3 separate regions of the Homo sapiens genome follow, and regions 2 and 3 are each linked to region 1. Evidence: read pairs that join two places in POLR2A ChIA-PET (ENCODE). Cell type or tissue: PC-9. All regions are shown on one strand.

Region 1 (5,000 bases):
TGTTTTACTTTCTAAGGCTCTCTGGGGGGACGGAGCTGCCCCTGGTTTTGGGAGCCATCGGCGGGGCTCAGAACAGCCTCGCTGTGGCCGGGTACTGACCTCCCCACCACCACTGGCAGCCATCCCTCCCCTTGCCACCCGTTCTGCCTTCCAGGTGCAGCATGTGGTGTCTCAGAACTGTGACGGGCTCCACCTGAGGAGTGGGCTGCCGCGCACGGCCATCTCCGAGCTCCACGGGAACATGTACATTGAAGTGAGCAGTCCTGCAGGGACCCAGGGTCTCCATGGGCAGGCGGGTCCCACTCACTGTGCCCTCTTGCCTCTAGGTCTGTACCTCCTGCGTTCCCAACAGGGAGTACGTGCGGGTGTTCGATGTGACGGAGCGCACTGCCCTCCACAGACACCAGACAGGCCGGACCTGCCACAAGTGTGGGACCCAGCTGCGGGACACCATTGTGCACTTTGGGGAGAGGGGGACGTTGGGGCAGCCTTTGAACTGGGAAGCGGCGACCGAGGCTGCCAGCAGAGCAGACACCATCCTGTGTCTAGGGTCCAGCCTGAAGGTACGTGCCGATGACACAATGAGTGAACCGAGCCCCTGCCCGCCCGAGGGTGTCCAGCTCTGCGGCCCAGCACTGTACAGACTTGTCCCTTGTGTGTGTGCGGTGTCTGTCTGTCTGCTTCCACAGGTTCTAAAGAAGTACCCACGCCTCTGGTGCATGACCAAGCCCCCTAGCCGGCGGCCGAAGCTTTACATCGTGAACCTGCAGGTAACTCGGGTGCTGAGAGCCACGTCCTTAGATCTGGGTCTTAGAACGCACAGCCAGAGACACCCCACACCCATGCACCAGGGCGGTCTGATAGGGCCCCCGTGGGTGCTCAGGGAGCACCGACTGAGCCCGTAGGGGCCAAGGCTGACAGGCCACCGGGAAGGGTTGGGCTGCTGTTACTCTCACTCGGCTTTCCCTGTCCTCAGTGGACCCCGAAGGATGACTGGGCTGCCCTGAAGCTACATGGGAAGTGTGATGACGTCATGCGGCTCCTCATGGCCGAGCTGGGCTTGGAGATCCCCGCCTATAGCAGGTGAGTGAGCCGCTGCAGCAGCCTGCTTCCCCGCACCTCTGTGTGCTGGGCCTTGTCTGTCTTCTCTCGTGAGCTGAGTGTGGAGGAAGCTCTGAGGTGTTTGCAGTGGTGCCTGAGGCATGACTGAAGCGTGGTGGTCTCCAGAGGGCCTGACCTCGGTGGTTGGCGGAGACCCTGCGTGTGCCACTCCTGCCCTGGCTGATGTGGCACACACAATCCCCGCGGGGAGAGGGATTCTGCCCGCGTGCTCCTGCTCCAGGCCTCCCCGTGGAGCTCTCCGAGATGCCTGGTGGGAAGCATCTGGAGGGGACGAGCACTCGGCAGCTCTGGTCAGACAGAATCTGTGTGCTTGGTTTTGGGAGTTGGCGTACTTTGGGAAAGCTTAAACAAACTGTGCCTTAATACAGAATTTGTGATAATTTAGACTTGGTGTATGTATTGAGTAAAAAGTTTACACTCTCTTTCTCTGTGAATTTTCAGGGTCTTATAGGGGAAATCAATAACTTCTTTTAATCAAAGGGTTCAAGAAATTAAGGATCCCTTCACCTTCTGGGCCTGGCACTTCTTGTATGTTATGTGTGTGGTGTTCTGTGATGTGGGCTATCGTGTACTGTATTTTTTTTTTACATTAACTTAGCTCATTTTCCTTATCAGTGCGTATCTGTATCTTAAGTTATGATCTGTGGTTCTGCATCTCCGTCAGACACATGCTTTCTTCACGGGGTCGTCTGTAGGCCACGCCTCCCTAGTCAGCTGGGAAGGGGGAGAGGGTCTGGTCCACCTGCCCCAGCGGTACAAGTGGAAGGTGGGGCCCAGAGTTGCTAGTGACTCATCCCTGGAGACGGAGGCAGCCCTGGGGCCACTGCTGCCCCACCCTGTGTGTGCACGCCGCTCAGTGGTGGACAAGGACACGGAGTTTTGAGGAGACCGAGCTAGTGTGGGTGCCGACCTTTGAGTCACCACCTAAGAGGTGACCTCTCCCACATCCGTTCTGCAGCTTGGTAACAATGAAGCTGCCGCCAACCAGAGCCCCGCCGCAGTTGACACGGGAGGGAAGGGGATGGGAAGGCAGGGACCGCAGACAGCTTTCCCGAGCTGGGGCAGGTGTGACTGCGAGAGGCTCCCAGGCCCGCCTGATGCCGCTTTCCCTTTTTGGCAGGTGGCAGGATCCCATTTTCTCACTGGCGACTCCCCTGCGTGCTGGTGAAGAAGGCAGCCACAGTCGGAAGTCGCTGTGCAGAAGCAGAGAGGAGGCCCCGCCTGGGGACCGGGGTGCACCGCTTAGCTCGGCCCCCATCCTAGGGGGCTGGTTTGGCAGGGGCTGCACAAAACGCACAAAAAGGAAGAAAGTGACGTAATCACGTGCTCGATGAAGAACAGTTGGCACTTTGCAGATGGCCAGTGTCACGGTGAAGGCTGGGTTGCCCCCACGGGTCTAGGGAGAACGAACTCTTTGGGGATGACATTTTCACCGTGACATTTTTAGCCATTTGTCCTTGAGGAAGCCCCTTGCACTGCTGCGGTTGTACCCTGATACGGCCTGGCCATCGAGGACACCTGCCCATCCGGCCTCTGTGTCAAGAGGTGGCAGCCGCACCTTTCTGTGAGAACGGAACTCGGGTTATTTCAGCCCCGGCCTGCAGAGTGGAAGCGCCCAGCGGCCTTTCCTCGCTCACCAGGCCAGTCTCAGGGCCTCACCGTATTTCTACTACTACTTAATGAAAAAGTGTGAACTTTATAGAATCCTCTCTGTACTGGATGTGCGGCAGAGGGGTGGCTCCGAGCCTCGGCTCTATGCAGACCTTTTTATTTCTATTAAACGTTTCTGCACTGGCTTCCGGTGTCCCCGAGTGGTCGGCGCGGGCTCCCCGGGCTCAGGTCTGCCGCCTGGCAGCTCGGTCGTGGCTTAAAACTCCCTTGGTTGGACAGGGGACAACTGTAGATTATTGTGCCAAAAAATAAGAAAAAAAACTCCCCTGGTTGGGACAGCGCCCCGTGGAGGTTCCCGGAGGTGGCGGCGGTGGGACGGTCCCCACGCCGCACTGCCCCGCCAGCCGAGCGCCAGGTGTGGGCGGTGCGGAGAGGCCAGGTGTGGGTCGGGGGGCGGGGCTCGGAAAGCGCGGCACACGCCATTGGCTGTGCGTTTGGAGGGGGCGGGACTCTGTCAGGGGCTCACGCCATTGGCCGTGCGCGGAGGTGCGGTGGGGCGCGGCCTTCGGGGGGTGGGGCTCGGGGCGGAGGGCGGGAGGCGGGGCGGGGGAGGCGGGGGCGGGGCTCGGGCCGAGCGGCGCACGCCATTGGCCGTGCGCAGCGGGTGAGGCCCGCGTGACGGCCGCTGAGCGTGCGCCTGGCGGGGCGGGCGGCGGCGCTCGGAGTCGCCGGGAGCTGCCAGGCTGTCCGCGCCGCCGCTGCGGGGCCATGATCCGGAACGGGCGCGGGGCTGCAGGCGGCGCAGAGCAGCCGGGCCCGGGGGGCAGGCGCGCCGTGAGGGTGTGGTGCGATGGCTGGTGAGCGCGGGGCCGGGGCGGGCCGCGGGGGCGCCGGGGCCGGCTTCCTTCCGGGGCGCCGCGCCAGCCGTTGCCCGGGGACCGGGCCCGCGTTCTGGGTGGCGTCCTCGTCCGGCATGGGCCGGGGCTGGCAGGCTGCGGGGCTCGCCTGCCGGGAGGGTCGGGCTGCAGAGGCTCCGCGCCCTGCCGTGGGCGACCCCGTCTACCTCTGGCGGAGGCCCCGCCCGGTCACGCCGACCTCTCCGGTGCAGCCACCGCGCTGAGATCTGGAGCCACGGCCTCCCTGCTTCTCCGTAACCACCAGCAACCAGCTTGCCCGGCTCCGGTCCAGGGGTTCCCCTGGCCTCCGGGCGAGCGTCCCTGTAGGTGGGCATCGGGTGCGACCTGCCTGTCCGGGACCCGCGGTGAAGCCCGCGGGCTCCCGGGTCCTCCTCCGCGGGGCTAGAATGCGATCGGTCTTCCCTGGCCAGTCAGAGGGCATTGTTTTAAGAAAAGTTTCGGGTTGTCAACAAGTGAAAGGAAGACGACCGTTACTGATAATTTGCTACCTCTGACCCTTTCACGTGCCTGCCGGATGGAATCCAGGAAGCAAGCGCCTCTATCTGATTAGCCCTTCCCAGGAGAGCAAGCAGGGCCTTGTCTTCTGTGTCCGAGTCACCTCTGGGAAAAGGAATGTGGCTTTGTGTCAGTGGACTTTGACCTTGCCCTGACCAGGCCCCAGCCCCATTCCAGACTGTGCTCCCCTGGCCCAGCCTCTGCCCCCTCCTCCCCTCCAGCCTGTCCAGTGGGTACATGGGCCCGCCAGATTTTACCCAGCATGTCTGCCGGGCTCCGCGCACTGTGGCAGGGGTGCTGGGAGGAAGCAGTGGTGTGCAGTGGAGCAACTCTGTGCACTGTGTGGGCTGCCAGGGTCACACCTCTCCCTGGAGAGGCAGGGACAGCTTTGTCCACTTGAGGGGATGGGCCGCTGCTGTAAAGAAGTGGCGAAGAAGCCAGGGCAGCGAGGCCCAGTTGGTGGCAGGGCTGTGTAGCTTTGGGCTTGAGAGTTCACGTGTTAGCAGACCTAGATTTGTGAATGAAAACTCTCGAGCCAGGTGGCAAGGCAGTGGCTGTTCACCCTTAGCGTTAAGCCTGCTGAGCTTGAGGCCGTAAGGGAGGAGAGACAGGATTTTCAGGGCCAGTGATTCCCAGGGTTTTATTTTGTGGTTGGATTTGTTTTGGGTTAGCCCCAGGGACTGTTTGCTTGTCTCAAGGTAGTCTAGGATCCAACCCTACCCCAAGAGTTAACATCGGCTTATTTTAAAGTGACTGCCCAGGGCAGTTGATATTTGGTGAGGGGATAGGACACGTGGCCCTGCAGCTTTCAGTGGGCTCCAGTCTGTCCTGCACCCACCAGTCCTCTAGACCCAG
Region 2 (5,000 bases), 190 kb after region 1:
AAAAAAAAAAAAAAAAAAGAAAATATGGAGAGCCAAGTGATTGATGATAAGGCAGACGCTCAGGCCATAGTGGGGAGCAGAACCAGTGTTCCAGAAGCTTCCAGAAGCCACTGGTGCCACCTCCCAGTTACAGGTTTCCCAACCCACACCCTTCTGACTTTATGGGGACTGTTTCCCCTTTTTTGTTTTACCACCTCAGTATGTGCTCCTAAATGCTACATTTCTTTTCTTTTTTTTTTTTTTGGAGACGGAGTCTCGCACTGTCACCCAGGCTAAACTGCAGTGATGCGATCTCAGCTCACTGCAACCTCCACCTCCCGGGTTCAAGCGATTCTCCTGCCTCAACCTTAGCTGGGGTTACAGGTGCCTACTACCACACTCGGCTAATTTTTTGTATTTTTAGTAGAGACAAGGTTTCACCACGTTGGTCAGGCTGGTCTTGAACTTCTAACCTCAGTATTCTCCCGCTTCAGGCTCCCAAAATGCTGGGATTACAGGTGTGAGCCGCCGCACCCGGCCCTACATTTTCATTTTGCTTCTTTGTTTATTGAGACAGGGTCTCACTCTGTTGCCCAGGCTGGAGTGCAGTGGTACAATTTCAGCCCACTGCAGCCTCCACCTCCTGGGCTCAAGTGATCCTCCCACCTCAGCCTCCCGAACAGCTGGGACCACAGGCGTGCGCTACCACACCTGGCTAATACTTAAAAATTTTCGTAGAGATGGAGTTTCACTAACTTGCCCAGGCTAGTCTTGAACTACGGGGCTCAAGTGATCTTTCCACCTTAGACTCCTGGGTAGCTGGGACTACAGGCACGCACCACCACGCCCATCTCCATTTGTGTCCAAGTTTCTATAAATACATGTTTTCTTTCCTCCTGGGTACGTACAGAGGCGTGGAATTACTGGGTTAGATGGTAACTGTGTTTAACACTTTGAAGAACTGCCAGACTCTATTCCACAGCGGCCACACCACCCTCCATTCCCAGTAGCGCTGGATGGTTCTCATTTCTCCACAGCTTCACCAACACTTGCTCAGTTTCTGTCCTTTTGATTTTAGCCTAGTGGATGCTGCCGCATCTGTGGTGGTTTGGATTTGCATTTCCTTAACAACTGATAATGCCGAGTGGTGTCTCCTGTGTTTATTGGCCATTTGTATACCTTCTTTCCCATCCTGTGCCATTAACAACTTTCTTTCTTGTAAGAGTTTTCTTATATGTTCTAGACTGTAGTCCCTTATCTGATACGATTTACAGAGATTTCCTCCCATTATGCGGGCTGTCTCCCGCTTTCCTGATAGTGTCCTTTAAAGCACAGAAGTTTTTTTGTTGTTGTTGTTGAGACAGTTTTGCTCTTCTAGCTTAGGCTGGAGTGCAGTGGTGCAATCTTGGCTCACTGCAACCTCTGCCTCCCGGGTTCAAGCGATTCTCCTGCCTCAGCCTGCCGAGTAGCTGGGACTGGTGTGCTCCACCATGCCTCGGTAATTTTTTGGTATTTTTAGCAGAGATGGGGTTTCACCATGTTGGCCTGACCTCAGATGATCCACCCGCCTCGGCCTCCCAAAGTGCTGGGATTACAGGTGTGAGCCCCCACGCCAGGCGAATAGACTTTTCTTTCCCCACTGAATTGTCTTGGCATCCTTGTTGAAATTTCTTGACAATAAATGATTATTGTGTAACTTTTTGTAAACTATGAAGTCACTTAAAAAAATGCATGGAGGCTGGATGCGGCGGCTCATGCCTGTAATCCCAGAACTTTTGGGAGGCTGAAGGGGGTGGATCACTTGAGGTCAGGAGTTTGAGACCAGCCTGGCCAACATGGTGAAACCTCGTCTCTACTAAAAATACAAAAAGGAGCCAGGCTTGGTGATGTGCACCTGTAGTCCCAGCTACTCATGAGGCTGAGGCACGAAAATCGCTTGAACCTGGTAGGTGGAGGTTGCAGTGAGCTGAGACCTCACCACTGCACTCCAGCCTGGGTGACAGAGCAAAAATCCATCCAAAAGGAGAGAAAAAAAAAAAAAAAAAAAAAAGCACGGAAATGACTGCTGACTCAGCAGGTGACTGCTGAAATGCTGACTCAGCAGGGTCCAGATCTCTCCCTGGCCCCCAAGCGTGAAACTGACTGGCTTCTGGCCTTCGGACCAGGTGGCCTGCAGGGCCTGTGGGTTAAGGGCCATGAAACCACAGGACTGACATCCCCTCTGACCTACCCCCACCCTGGGCCTGTGCCCTGGACCTGGGGAGCTGTGGCTTCTGTGGAGGGTGGGTAAGGAGCCCTGCCCACTGGCCTCCTCTCCCACCCCACCCTCTGCACCCTGCCCTGTGGTGGCCCACTGCCAGGCCTGGCCCTGCCAAACCAGACTGGGCACTTTCATCCCCTGACTGGCACTGTCCCAGTGGGGCTGACTGCAGGGAGGGGCTGGGGGTGATGCCAGCCTCTGGGGTGGCCCCGGTGCCCTGTCATGATGGCCGCTTCCTCCAGGGCTCCCATCAAAGCAGCTCTGAGAATGTGGTCCCTCCATCTGCAGATTTTGGGATTTGCTGGCTAGAGCTGCCTTTCTGAACCACCTGGTTTCTCAGGAAGCAGCAGCCTTCCCCCTGAACCTACCCAGCCACTCCCTGGGTGTGAATTTCCAACCTGGGCACTGGGTACCATGTACAAACCTCAGAGCTCCCACTGGTCCCCAGTTCAAACAAAACCAGCTCTTCACAAAATGCACATGGCAGTCAGAGAAACTTGAGCACTGAATGGATATTCAAGGATATCAAAGATTTTTTTTTTTTCTGAGACAGGGTCTTGCTCTGTTCTCCAGGCTGGAGTGCAGTGGCGCAATCATGGCTCATCGTGGCCTAAATCTCCTGGGCTCAAGTGATCCTCCCACCTCAGCCTCCCAAGTAGCTGGGACTACAGGTGCATGCCATGACGCTCAGGTAATTTTTAAATTTTCTGTACAGATGGAGATCTCACCATATCGTCCAGGCTAGTCTCGAATTCCTGGGCTCAAGAGATCTTGCCTCAGCCTCCCACAGTGCTGGGATTACAAGTATGAGAGATCACACCCGGCCCACCATTACATTCTTTTTTTGAAATGGGGTCTCGCTCTGTCACCCAGGCTGGAGTGCAGTGGTGCGATCATAGCTCCCTGCAGCCTCGAACTTGCAGGCTTAAAGGATCCCACCGCAGCCTTCCAAGTAGCTGGGACTACAGGCTGTTTGCGCCACTGCACTCCAGCCTGAGTGACACAGTAAGACCCTGTCTTAAAAAAAAAAAAAAGGGCATCTTTGGGAGGCCAAAATGGGCAGATCCCCTGAGCTCAGAAGTTTGGGACCAGCCTGGGTAACATTGTGAGACCCCAACTCTACAAAAACATACAAAAATTAGCCAGGTATGATGGTGCACGCCCATAGCACCAGCTACTTGGAAGGCTGAGGTAGAAGACTGGTTTGAGCCCAGGAGGCCCAGGTTAGTAAGCCAAGATCGTGCCACTGCACTCCAGTCTGAATGACAGAGCCAGATCCTGTGTCTGAGACCCTCAACCCCAGCCTCACCGTCTTGTTCCCTTCCCCCCACACCGGTTTTGGTTCCTCCTACTTCCCCAATTCCTTCATCCAAATGCACAGCGAGGACCCTGGCTCCTCCCCAAAAGGCCTTGGCCCGGTCCTCCTTAGGGGGTGCAGGGGGTCCTGCTGGTCTGGACAGCAAGGCAGCCAGCGGGCAGGCAGCGCAGGCAGGAACAGATGTGGCAGCTCCCGGCATTTATTGATTGCAGCCCCCACAGAGCACACTGCCCTTCCCAGGTGGGGTGAAGCCCAGCGACCAGGGAGGCAGAGGATGCAGCATCCGCCCCGTCGGACTCCTTGTCGGGGAGAAGGCCCTAAGGAGGAACCGCGGCCCGCCTGGGCCATTCCCCCAGGGAGCCAAGCGGGGGGGCCCAGGTGCCCGAGGGACGCAGGCACAATCCCTGAAGACAGAGACCGCCTGCTGGTGAGTGGAGAGGCTTTGGCAAAACTAACTGTTAAAGCCACTGCAGGGCAGGCAGCGGTGCGCGGGACCTCGGTGGCCCTCGACCCTCACCCACAATGGCTCCAGAACCACCCTGGGCCACTCCCTCCCAGGCACTCGCTTGTGGTCTGCGTTGCTTGTTCATCCCACCCAGCTGCGGGGTCTCGCGGGGAGTTGCAGCTGCCCGAGGACATGGAAGGTCTGGTTGCTCTCAGCAGACACGAAGTGCAGAGCTAGCACTTGGGTGAGCAACAGCCAGGCTGCACCCACACTCTGCCACCCAAGTCCTCGATGGAAAGTGCTGGAAGATGCTGCTTTGGGCATCGGGGGCAGGAGGCAGGGATAATACCCCTCCCCTGGCCCAGGAGAGGGGAGAAATCAGCCTCTGGTAGCCCCTGTTCCCCTGAGGAGCTGCCAGCGGGAGAGGGGCAAGGCCACGCAGTGCCCAGCCGGGAGAGCCTGGTAGCCAGAGCGGGGGTGGTGCAGCTACAGCTGAGAGGGGACGAGGCCAGGAGGAGCTCAGCCAGCAGGTGGGGGGACAGCAGGGGCCTGCTGCGGAGGACGGGTGGCCACGGCCAGGGAGGTCGTGGCCCCAGGAGCAGGTGCTGGGCTTGGGACTCTTTGGAAGAACCTAGCGTGTCTGGCCTGGCAGCCCAGCCATTCCCACGGCTGGTCAGGATGGCACTTTGATGCCAAAGTTTTTGCGTAGCTGTTCCAGAAACACAAAAGTGAGCACGGTGTGGGGGATGAGGCGGATGCCAGCTGGGACGAGGCCCTGGAGGGAGACAGGGAAAATGAGAGACACAGAGCCCGAAGGGGCCCGCTCCCCATTGCCCAAGCCGCCACTGCCGCCACCACTGCACCTTGTAAAAGGCCAGAGGCCCGAGCTTCGCTGTCTCCACGGCGCAGTGGAAAACGCCCTGCAGAAAACGCAGTGAAACAATCAAAAAGGCTGCTTCTCACCCAAAAGGCAACGAAAATCCCCTCCCAGGCACCAG
Region 3 (5,000 bases), 390 kb after region 1:
AAATAGCTGGGTGTGGTGGTCCACGCCTGTAATCCCAGCTACTCAGGAGACTGAGGCAGGAGAATTGCTTGAACCCAGGAGACGGAGGTTGCAGTGAGCCGAGATCGTGCCACTCTACTCCAGCCTGGGCAACAGAGTGCAGAGTGAGACTCCGTTTCAAAAAAAAAAGTTTATGACAACAAAACGTTATAACGTGATTTTGGATTAGATGAGGAAAACACACTACGGAGGACATTTCTGGGACAAGTGTCATTACCGAAGTTGTATGATCCACGCCATCATTGCCTGTCAATTGGATAAACAGTGTGATACTGATGTTGCCTGATTTTGATCACTGTTCTGTGGTTATAGAAGAAAACATCCTTGTTCTTAGGAAACACACCCTAAAATAGTAAGGGCATCATGCCTGAAACCTGCTTCCAAAGGGCTCAGAAATAGAAGGAGAATGATAAGCAAATGTGTCAAGATGTTTAAAACGAGGTAAGTTTGAAATTTCAAAACAAAGGCTGGGTGTGGTGGCTCACATTTGTAATCCCAGCATTTTGGGAGGCCAAGTCGGGTGGACTGCTGGAACCCAGGAGTTCAAGACCAGCTTGGGTAACATGGCAAAACCCTATTTCTACTACAAATACAAACATTAGCCAGGCATGGTGGCATACACCTGTAGTCCTGGCTGCTGGGGGATGGAGAGGGCTGAGGTGGGAAGTTTGCTTGAGCCTGGGAGGTCGAGGTTACAGTGAACTGAGATGGCACCAATGCACTCTAACCTGGATGACAGAATAAGACCTTGTCTCAAAAAAAAAAAAAAAAAAGCTGGGCTTGGCTTATGCCTGTAATCCCAGGACTCTGGGAGGCCAAGGCGGGTGGATCACCTGAGGTCGGGAGTTTGAGACCAGCCTGACCAACATGGAGAAACCCTGTCTCTACTAAAGATACAAAAATTAGCCAGGCGTGGTGGCACATGCCTGTAATCCCAGCTACTAGGGAGGCTGAGGCAGGAGAATCGCTTGAACCTGGGAGGGAGAGGTTGCGGTGGGCCAAGATCGCACCATTGCACTCCAGCCTGGGCAACAAGAGTGAAACTCTGTCTCAAAAAAAGAAAAAAAAATTTCAAAACCAAAAGGTTAAAAACTATAATAAATAAAATGAAAAACTCCGCTGAAGGGTTAGAAGTCAAGGAAATATCCCAGAAGGTTTAAAAAAGTAGACAGAAGAAAAAAACTAGAATATTAGAGAATAAATCCAGAAGGTATAATGCCCAATTAACAGAAATCCCAAAACAGAAGAACAGAAAACAAAAGAAAGAAATTGTAAAAGAAATAATACAAGCAAATTAGCAAGAACAGGGCCTAGGAAGTAGCCAAGATAATGAATGCAAAAGCATCACCAGGGACATGAAGCAGTTTTAGATCAGCAAGGAAAAGCCTGAAGGCTCTTAGAGAAACACAACACCTGGACTCTGGATCAGGAATCCAGTGACATTCATTTCTCATCAGCAGCAGTGCCAGCAAGAGACAGGGACTAAGCGTTCAAAATCCCAGGCCAGTTCTCAACTTGAAATTCCATCTCTCACCAAACTGCCAGTTCCAGGGGTGTGAGCTCAAGGCACTTGCCGATACGCAAACTCAACACTGACTCGGGGGCTCACCTTCCCAGCTTGGTGACGCCCCCAAAGGATGCCTTGTCCTAAGGACTGGAGGAAATGGGGCTTGTCAAGGTGCTGGGCACAGTTAACCTTCAAGAGAGCCCAAGGTGTGTGTGGGTGGGGGCCAGGCATAGGGGGCTCCCCAGGGTGATTCCCTCCCACAGACCAAGTGGACACATGGGTTGGGCCAACCATGATCCTTCCCTGGGCATGGTGTGACCCCAGCTCGGGCCTCTCCACCTTCAGGGTCACCTCCTGAGTGTGTTCTCCCCCCACCCCTCCCCTAGGCCTTCCTGTGTCCCCACGGCCCCAGGAGGAAGTGTGACCGCCCTGGTGTGGCACTGGACATCCCCTGTCCGGCAGTGCCCCCTCTGACTTTCCCGGAGCCAGCCCAGCCGCAAACAACCTGGCCCCTTGGGACACAGGTCTGGGGCGGCCCCTGCCACGGCCTGGCCCAGCCCTGGGAAGGCCGGAGAAGCCTCTGTCCCCAGCAGGTGTATGTAGTGAGATCTCTGAGTCCCACCCCTCCAGCCCTGGAGCCACCTTTTCCTGCTGGGTTGCCTCGATCCAGCCTCTCAGCCCCTTCCTTTCCTTTTCTGGGAGCTGGTGCTTAGCAGGGGCCATCTGCTAGGGGAGCAGAGTGCGGGAAAAACGCCCCGCACCCAGGGCCAGGGTCCTCGTGTTGGGGTCCTCTGTGGGTGCCTCCTGTCCTCGGTCGCAGGAGGGACCCCGGACATCTAGCGTGGGCAGTGAGTGGAGGCCCGGGCCACCCCCTCATCCACTGCCACGGGTGACCCCATCCCACTTTTCCGCGTCAGCCCTGACTGAGGTCACCGGCCCCTCCCCAGGCAGCCCTGCCTCTGTCACCGTCCGGTGTGCGGCCGTGACTCAGCGACCGGCCCCGCCCAGTGGCGGAGGGAGGAGCGGGGGTCCCTCCTGGCGCTCCTGGGCAGGCGCGGGCTCCGGCAGCGCGACAGGTGCGGCCTCGCGGCGATAGCGGCACCCACCTGGCGGCCCAGGTGGGAACGACAGCGGCCCGCCATTCCCGGCCTTCTCGCGGGACCCACTCCACGGGCGCCATCTCCCGGCCCCAGGCCTCCGAGCTCGTGGTCCTGGGGGTGCGTCCCCGCTGCCAGACAGTGCTCGGCGGGGGAAGTGCGTGCTGAGTGCGGGTCCTGGGCCCACCCGAAGCCCCGGTGCCGCGTCCCGGGGGGAGTGCGCGGAGCTGAGGCCCAGGCCCGCGCCCTGCGTGCACCTGGCGGTCAGGAGAGGTCGACTGCGTGGGGAGGGGGCGCAGGAGCGCGGGCCGGCGGGCTGGGAGCTGCAAGGAGCGCGCGACCACGTGCAGCCGGGCTGGACCGCCGCGACCCCGCACCAAGTTAGGGCGTGCAGCCCTGGGCCCTGCCTGAGAAACATCCCGGGGCTCACCTTGCCCGAATGCAGACCAGCTCAAGTCCCAGCTTCCCGGCCTGGGACGGGCGGGGCGGCGAGGCACAGCCGGTCTCCCAGCCACGCCCGCCCTGCTGTGCCCGCCCCCGCGGCGCGCTGGGGAAGGATGGCGTGGCTAAGACTCGGGTACCCTGACAGAGTCCGGGCTTGACCCCCGGCACCCTCCATTCTCCGCAGACAAGAGGCAGCCCTTAGGACACAGCGCCCAGAGCAGTAACCTCTTGCCCTTGTCCCGCCCTGACCCGCTTCCCCTTTTCCGCGTGGCGCCAGCCGTCCCTCGAGTGGAGACACCTGGAGAGGCCCTGACCTAGTCGCTCTGCAGAGCTGCTTGGGCGAGCTGCTGGCCAGAGCAGGAGGGGCGGGACGGGTTAAACAGGCTTTCCCTACCTCGGTGCCCCGCGCACACTGGACAAGACATCTGCTCCCCGGCCTGCTGCCGCGGGGAGAGCTGGAGGAGCTGACCAGCTAGCGGGCAGGAGAGGGTCCGTGCGGAGAGTCAGCGAAAACGACTCCCCTCCCTCCCAGCCCTAGAGTTATAGCCCCTTCCACGTTTTTGAGATAGGAGGCAGCTGCGAATCGGCCTAGCCTTCCTCTGCGCTCCCTCCTCCAGGGCTGGGAACTCCTCCCTCTCTATTCCACCCCTACTTGGGCTTCCTGCACGAGCAGCTGCTGGGCAGGTGCTATGCCAGGTACAGGGGCTATGCCAGGTACAGGGGCTATGCCAGGTACAGGGGCACCAGCTTCACTGTGGAGGACAAGGATGCTGTGCCCCAAGAACCAATGCTCTAGGGCAGAGAGTGGGTGAAAGAAGCTAATAATCAATAGGAGTTGATGGGAGGTCGTGGGTGGCATGGGGGCATGCCAGGAGGAGGCAGCCAGTGGGACAGCTTTGGGGGCAAAGGAACAGCCAGACGGTGGTCAGGGCGCTGAAGGAGTGGAGGGACAGGCAGCGCCCACTCTGTGGGCCTCCAGCACCAGGGGAAGGGGCTTAGATTCTACCCCGAGGCAGCAGGTAGCCTTGGGAGCAGCGGGGATTTGAAACATGGGGATTCATTGCGGAAGCCGAGGCCCTGGGGTGGGAAGGGTTGCAGGACGCGCACTGCCAGGGAGCAGGCATGGCCACATGAGGCAGGCTGTGGCCTGGGACGGTGGTTTCTGGCTTTAGCCCTGTGAAGAGGGTGGGGGCTCCTCGGTTTCATCTCCGTTTCTGGCTCCTCCCCTGCAATCTGTGACCGCAGCTAAGAACCACCCTGAGGGGAAACACAAACTTCAGGCCTCGCTGCCTCTGGGGAGGAAGGAGTGGGACTGGAGGGGGGGGGGGCGGCCGGAGCTCCTGGGGTGGGGTCCACAATGGCCAGGTGGAGAGCAGACCCTCCCCACTCCGTGCGGCTCTGGGAGGCCACAGGGGAATGAGGCCTGGGGAAAGGAGCCTTCTTCTCGGGCCCAGTGGAGGGTCACAAACGGGCCTGGGGCTATGCCCTTGGGAACAGAGGGAGGAGCAGGCACCCTGGTCTCAGGTCTCACACACGACACACAGAGGCACTGAGCACGTCTTACTCATCACCGAAAACTGAGCCCCTGGGTGTCAGGCAAGACGCCTGGGGGGTTTGCTGGGCCACCTGACGGCCTCCTGTCCCCAGACTTCCTGTCCACACGGGAGGGCAAGCAGCCTCAGAGCCCCTGATGGGCCACACATCTCACATCGCAGAGCCCTCTCCTCTTTTTTGACAGGAACTGGGGTACAGAGAGGTCACGTGGCAGGCACAGGGCTGAGCCGGGCCCAGAACCCAGGTGTCCGACTCCCAGCTCAGGGCTCTTCCAGGGGCCTCCTTGGTTCCTGCTCACAGCGGGGATGGGGAGCCTCAGGTAAACTGCAACAGGGATCCTGTCTCCAGAAGGCCTGGAG

Evidence for each region. Peaks named below come from ENCODE experiments on the same cell type or tissue, not always from the same donor. Only the 100,000 strongest peaks of a DNase experiment are listed, where the experiment ranks them.
Region 2: POLR2A ChIA-PET joins it to region 1 with 29 read pairs; 9 of 35 experiments call an interaction of 5 or more read pairs at or near these places.
Region 3: POLR2A ChIA-PET joins it to region 1 with 27 read pairs; 2 of 35 experiments call an interaction of 5 or more read pairs at or near these places.

Annotation. Positions count from the first base shown.
Region 1 is chr17:81,909,857-81,914,856 of GRCh38, reverse strand. PCYT2 (phosphate cytidylyltransferase 2, ethanolamine) reads left to right here and starts at 3,458. Exons shown (of 13, transcript NM_002861.5): 1 at 3,458-3,590. The coding sequence starts at 3,502. SIRT7 (sirtuin 7) reads left to right here. Exons shown (of 10, transcript NM_016538.3): 6 at 155-253; 7 at 327-563; 8 at 690-770; 9 at 977-1,083; 10 at 2,243-2,918. The coding sequence ends at 2,441. RefSeq lists silencers at 3,105-3,274, 3,305-3,594, 3,755-3,894. In PC-9, a CTCF peak has its summit at 2,964; DNase peaks (open chromatin) are centred at 1,996, 3,236 and 4,206; H3K4me3 peaks cover 981 bases; H3K27ac peaks cover 1,325 bases.
Region 2 is chr17:81,719,753-81,724,752 of GRCh38, reverse strand. It overlaps SLC25A10 (solute carrier family 25 member 10), which reads right to left. Exons shown (of 11, transcript NM_012140.5): 10 at 4,866-4,922; 11 at 3,741-4,777. The coding sequence ends at 4,676. Among named protein-coding and RNA genes, the nearest start is that of SLC25A10, 10 kb to the right of the region's middle. RefSeq lists an enhancer at 1,745-2,286. In PC-9, no CTCF peak of the experiment used is centred here; a DNase peak (open chromatin) is centred at 2,282; H3K27ac peaks cover 1,770 bases.
Region 3 is chr17:81,517,176-81,522,175 of GRCh38, reverse strand. It overlaps a transcript of FSCN2 not described here. Among named protein-coding and RNA genes, the nearest start is that of ACTG1, 6.9 kb to the right of the region's middle. RefSeq lists enhancers at 2,142-2,251, 2,262-2,311, 4,006-4,629, 4,762-5,000, 4,630-5,000 and silencers at 2,442-2,601, 2,742-3,291. In PC-9, CTCF peaks have their summits at 2,541 and 2,740 (motif pointing left); a DNase peak (open chromatin) is centred at 2,575; H3K4me3 peaks cover 1,828 bases; H3K27ac peaks cover 1,104 bases.